Regions from separate parts of the Homo sapiens genome. Here region 2 is linked to region 1. Evidence: chromatin loops called from intact Hi-C (ENCODE). Cell type or tissue: A673. All regions are shown on one strand. Each heading gives the region's core, and the rest is flanking DNA. Links, peaks and the distances in the headings are about the cores only. Region 1 overlaps LOC124900404 (a long non-coding RNA gene). Region 2 overlaps LOC124900404 (a long non-coding RNA gene).

Region 1 (2,927 bases), core at 334-2,833:
TTAGTAACCTCTTCTTCAAGGGAGTGGTATACCACCTTACCTCAGAAATTCTCTCACTTATTCCCTCATTTCATCATTATAACAGTTGTAAACCTTCCATCATCTCACTTTTAAATGATCTAATTCTCTGTCTGCAACCTTCTATTTTCCCTCTGGTATCTCAACTTCAATAATCCCTCAACCCAGGCAGAACCCATAATCCATTGATCTTACCATATTTGCACTATCTCTCAGCCCTGTCATGTTCTCAAGTTACCTTGTACATATTCTAAATTTCATAATGGAACAGTAGACTCAATACTTTACCCATAATCCTTAACTTTCATGATCTTCTTGCTTTATTTGTACATACTTGGCAATAGCCCAGTCATGGCCTAATCCACTCCTTCCTTGGTCAGCTCCTGCAGGTGTGGAGTGTGTTGCACATAGACGAAGACATCCTGCCATACTAAGTTGTCTCATATCAAATCCATGAAAACTAATTTCAAATGGGGTCCAATTGGTTTCCATCAAATTCTATAACCTTCCCCCAATTATTTGCTTTTCTATCCACTGGAAGAAAATTTCATACCTTCTCAACCACCCTCAAACTTCTTCCTCTGCCTACGTCTCAACTGATGATTTAATAGGAAAAGGGAAGTAATTAGAAGAGATTGGACACAAGCTCTCTTGACTGTGTTTACCCACTTAGCAGCATGTGTACATACATATGCTTTCTTTTCTCCTCTTATTGAAGGTGTACTAAACATGCTGCTACACAGGAAAAAGCTCCACCGTCCCCACTCCTTCCTGCCCATGTGCACCTGTCCCATTTCCTTTCATTGACTCAGTTATCTTCTCTCACTCCTGCAATACCAGGTTTTCCTATCTACTGAATCATGCTCATTAGCATCAGATATACTTATATATCTCAATCGATTAAAAAAATTCTTGGCTGGGTGCAGTGGCTCATGCCTGTAATTTCAGCACTGTGGGAGGCCGAGTCAGGTGGATCACTTGAGGTCAGGAGTTCGTGACCAGCCTGGCCAACATGGTGAAACCCCATCTCTACTAAAAATACAAAAATTAGCCAAGCATGGTGGCACATGCCTGTAGTCCCAGCTCCTCAGGAGGCTGAGGCAGGAGAATTGCTTGAACATGGGAGACAGAGGTTGCAGTGAGCAGAGATCATGCCACTGCACTCCAGCCTGGGTGACAGAGCAAGACTCTGTCAAAAAAAAAAAAAAAAAGAATTCTCCTAACTTCTCCTGACCTTCAGATTTCCTCCTTATAATGCCCTCTTTTTAGCAGAACTCCTCGGAAGAGTTTTATAACTGCTGAGTCCAGTTATTGTTGGTCAGTCTCTTGATTCACTGAAGCTGATTATTGCTTCACCCTTAATGACACTTAGACTCATGATTTAAAATTCCACCTACCTTTGGCAACTCCCAAGATTAAAGTTTTAACATGTCTACTAGATATTGAACAGAGGTATTTAGCATATTCTCAGTCGCTGTACTTCACCTTCCCAACTCCCACTATTCTCTTCAATCTTTCCCAATTCACTAATACCATCCTTCCCATTACTCAGGCCAAAAATCCTTAGGCTCATGCTTGACTTCTTTCTTTCTCACACACTGTGTATCCAATTAGTGAAACCTATTAGGCCTACCTAGTAAATATATCCTGAATCCAAATGCATTTAACCACCTCCGTTGTTTTCATCCTGGCCCACGCCACCATTATCTCTGACCTGGAATTTTGCAATAGCTTCCTGTTGCAAACCTGACTGCTTCTCCCCAGAAATATTGCTGTCAATTCAGAACACAGCAGTTGAAGTCATCCTCATAAACCCCTATGGCATGAAGACTAATTTGAGGGGAATTCTTTTTAACAAAATAGAACTAAAATCTTTAACATAGAAGATGGAAGTAAGTGGCAGGAATTAAAGCATTCTAAGTTTATTCTATTTGATAACAACTAATTAAATCCATGCATTGCATTTGGAGAATTATGGGAGGAGGGGTTTTCTATGCCATGAAGCAATGTTCCGTGAAGCTAATTCTCTGGTATAAATTTTCAATAAACCTGATGAAAGTGCTATATGCTAATTAGTCTTAAAATGGAAAGAACATTTTTAAACTTAATTAACACTATGTTATTTTTTGTGGCCTGTTGACAGAGACCAAGTTGTGTGGGAAACTTCCTTTAAGAAAGGTACACTTACTATATATGTTAACTGTGGACTTCCACATTGTGAAAGAGAGGTCTACTGGAAATAGAATTTTCCTCTAATAAGAAAATATTGTTAGTGCAGAAAGAAGGTAAATTTAGATTGGCTAGGCTCAGAGGAAACAAAGTAGGCATTCTTTTCATATAAGTACATGAAGAATCCTTTCATAAAGTTATAGTTGCTAGTCTTCTTAGTCACATGGTAAGTACTTAATGATATCCATTTTCGCTATGTTGGAGATAGAAATGTTGCGTTAAATATGTGAAAGCAAGCTGGAAAATATTTAATTAGTGATGGTATTATTACCTATGGAGAGGAATGTTTCCATCCTATCACTGGTGGGACACTTGGAATCACCTGTTTCCTGAACCTCATTTTCATGTTCAATAGCTCAAATATTCTGGTAATCCCATGCCCACTTTGTGAACTTGAGCTTCGGAAGGGAGGCAGATAGAATGTGAAACAAATGTAGGCACAGCCACGCTACTCAAGAGAAAAGACTCCTGTGAATCCTGTCTCTTCTGAGTCTCCTTAGTTTTTCTGCCTCTTCTCTGATGCCCAGCTTTCTTGGTAGCTTAGGTGGAAATTTACTTATGAAACATCCCTAAATAGAAAGGTTAAGAGCCTTGATTTTCCCCAACAGTAATATAGAGCATCCTCATATTTACAGTAAAATTCTTCAGTTCATTTAATTACTTGCATCATTCATGTGGGG
Region 2 (2,927 bases), core at 151-2,650, 55 kb before region 1:
AAAGTTCCAGATACATTAGAAAATCTCTCTATGTTTACAAAAAAGAAGGTTCCTTTTGGATGAAGAACAATAATCAGTTCAAGCCTTTCTTGTACAGGAAGAGGTAAGCTACAAAGTGAGCTATAATCAAAGCTGGTCCTCAAAATTGGTTTATCCTCTCAGAGGGCTTCAGGAATTCTCAGACTGATGTGGAAATGGAGAGTGCTCTTGGAGACATTGCCAGTCTGTAATGAACTCTCCAGATTTATCCTGGGCCCAGCTTCTTCCAGTGTAGGATAGACTGTGTAAATCTGAAGATACTAGAACTAGACTGGGACAAAGGATGAGGATAGGCTCCCTCATTTAATGTTAACACCAAAGCCTGCAGAGAGCCCTCAGCCTTTTAAAAAATATTGTGGTAGATTGGCTGCCAACTCTTCAAAAAGTTAATTAATAAAATGCAAATAAATTATAAATGAAGAGAATCACTTGGTTAAATAAATTTTATTAGTTGGAAGAAATGCACACCCAATGTTATTAGGCTAAAATAGTATATTAAGTCAACCAAAGGAAGCCTTTGTTGTAACAATATTCATACAGTATAGAGTTTTCAGACAGTAATTTTTTTGTTTACAAAGCTTATATGCAGTGATTTTATATTTTCCAGGCACAGCCAGACCTGCAGAGATAAGGGACATATTGAATGAAACAACAATCCTATTGTGATTGAAGTTGTATGTTTCGAAGGCCATTCATATCCTATATTTGTTAATTAAATATGTAGGCATTCTTTTTAAAATAGAAAAAAAGAATAGCTGCTGGCCTATCTTTAGTTGCTGGATTTTGCAAAAGATTTATGGATGTTGCCTGAGAATGTTGAAATCTCTTATTTCTGACAAGGTTCAAGTTCTGTCATGAATGTAATCTGCACTGCCACCAAAACCAGCTGGCAAGTGAAGTGGTTTCTCATGCGCTCCTGAATCCATGGTGTAGGTTTTTCTAAATATGATCTGTATTAGGCAGTTTAAATAAATGAATTTGAATATTTTTAACCTTGTAATTAAATTAAGTGTTCTATACTGTGTGTTCTGAAATGCTTCTTTGCAAAGACATTGCAGAGTGAATTTAAACATAAGAAACTATTTAATCATTTCAATTAAGAGTTCCCTTTATCTGTGAAGAGCAAAATGTCTCAAATAAAAATATTATTTTTTGGTGCTGCTGGTACACTTTTCCAGAAATGCAGCTGATCTCAGGTTTTTTCCTTTAGGCTATCATAAAAAATATTATGAAAATGGAAATAAGATATAAATGTTCAGATGATTAAAAATCTTGCATTCAGAGTGTCTTTAAAGTTAACATACATTTGACAGTTGGTCTTGTCTCTTCTGGGGCCACTAACACACCATCTACAGCAATCCTAATAGACTACAAACTGCTAAATATTTGTTAAGTCAGGAGAACCATATTTTGGTGGGGCTGGGAAGTTCAGCAGTGGCAACAGCTACTGGGCAACTGTCCAAGGTTCTGAACCATCTGCCAGCTTTGACATGTTTTTCTCTCTCCTGAACCTGAGAACCTGGTGACACCCGTCTAGCTACTCCCAGATTGTATCTTATTTTTATTATATTTATCAGTAATATATAATTTAATTTTTTTATTTATCCAGAATAAACAGAGCTGGAATTTATGTTACCCAATTGAAGTGTTAATTTTATTTTCTTTAAAAAATTAACTATGCTTGGCGTATTTGCATATATTTTCCATTACTGGAAGTGGGAAGGTAGAAAAAGTTACATACTCCTCTAGTACTATACTTCTGACAATAAAGTCTTTGAAATATAAAGAAAAATCCAGTGCCAATTCTGACAACTTTAACGGCCATGCAGTGTTTACAGCTATAGACTCCTAATGATCTGCTTCCTACACAATGTCTTTGAGATGTGCTTATGCAAATAGCCAAAAGGATATTTTTTCCTGCCGTTTTCTACAAATACAAACCTAATTTTAGCTGAGCAGCACTTAGTATACATGGGTGGTGATGTCATTAATGATTTTTTGGTGTTTCTTGCTCCAAATATCACAATTTGAAAGATATATTAATCCAGCCAAAAGAATAACTCTAATAATGCTGAGAGTCCCAAAATATGATCCCTCTTGGCTTACCCATCTACAAGGGAGACTAAAGAGCATGCTATTAATCCTGTGTTAAAGGAATCTGGCAGAATTCGAATGCCTTTATAATCTATAATGAAGTATTATCACCCTAGTAATGTTGTATGACCTTTAGGGGCCTCAGCTTTTCCATCTTTAAGTGTGAAGTTTGGATTTGGTGATGTTAATGATAACTTCAGATTCTAAGCTTCCATACTCAGTAATCTTGGCAGGTGTGTTACCTCATAAACCATTCAATGTTCTAAGAAAGATACCATTCTTTGTACTACACTGGAGTTCCAGTGAGTATTATGTATATAAACGTATAAGTAATAACTGCATTTTGCTTTTCTGTTTGGTGAGCCATACAGTAAAGCAGCACTTCATTTGTTCATAAGACAAGATGTCAAAGTCTCAATAAACCTGTCCATGTGTGTGAATGTGTGTTTGCATGTGTGTGTGTAACATAGAGACAAAGATAGAGACCCTGACAGAGACTGTTCAGTGACACTGGAGAGGAATCAATTGGTTTAGGGGAAAATAAGCAAAAAATGACACAGAAGGAAGCATTTGCTGAATATAAAGAACTATTTCTATGGGGTTTCATAATGTGCCAGATTCAGGCCTATTCTTTCCCAAGTCTGAAGATTCCACACTAAACCTTCTCCCTAAGCATTATAAGAGTAAGAGACATTTCACTTTGCCTGTAGAATGAATAAAGTCCCAATGATATTTTAGAGCTGTAGTTTTGAGATATTTAGATATTTTATATATTTAAGGCATACTTTTTATCT

What was found. A loop is a pair of places that touch in the nucleus more often than their neighbours do. Peaks named below come from ENCODE experiments on the same cell type or tissue, not always from the same donor. Only the 100,000 strongest peaks of a DNase experiment are listed, where the experiment ranks them.
Region 2: a loop joins it to region 1, with 2.1 times the contacts of the local background. A loop is called at or near these places in 4 of 110 quality-filtered maps.

Annotation. Positions count from the first base shown.
Region 1 is chr1:98,173,206-98,176,132 of GRCh38, forward strand. The region is part of intron 1 of LOC124900404 (a long non-coding RNA gene); the gene reads left to right. Among named protein-coding and RNA genes, the nearest start is that of LINC01776, 36 kb to the right of the region's middle. In A673, for the core only: no CTCF peak of the experiment used is centred there; no DNase peak of the experiment used is centred there.
Region 2 is chr1:98,118,503-98,121,429 of GRCh38, forward strand. The region is part of intron 1 of LOC124900404 (a long non-coding RNA gene); the gene reads left to right. Among named protein-coding and RNA genes, the nearest start is that of MIR137HG, 70 kb to the left of the region's middle. In A673, for the core only: no CTCF peak of the experiment used is centred there; a DNase peak (open chromatin) is centred at 1,499.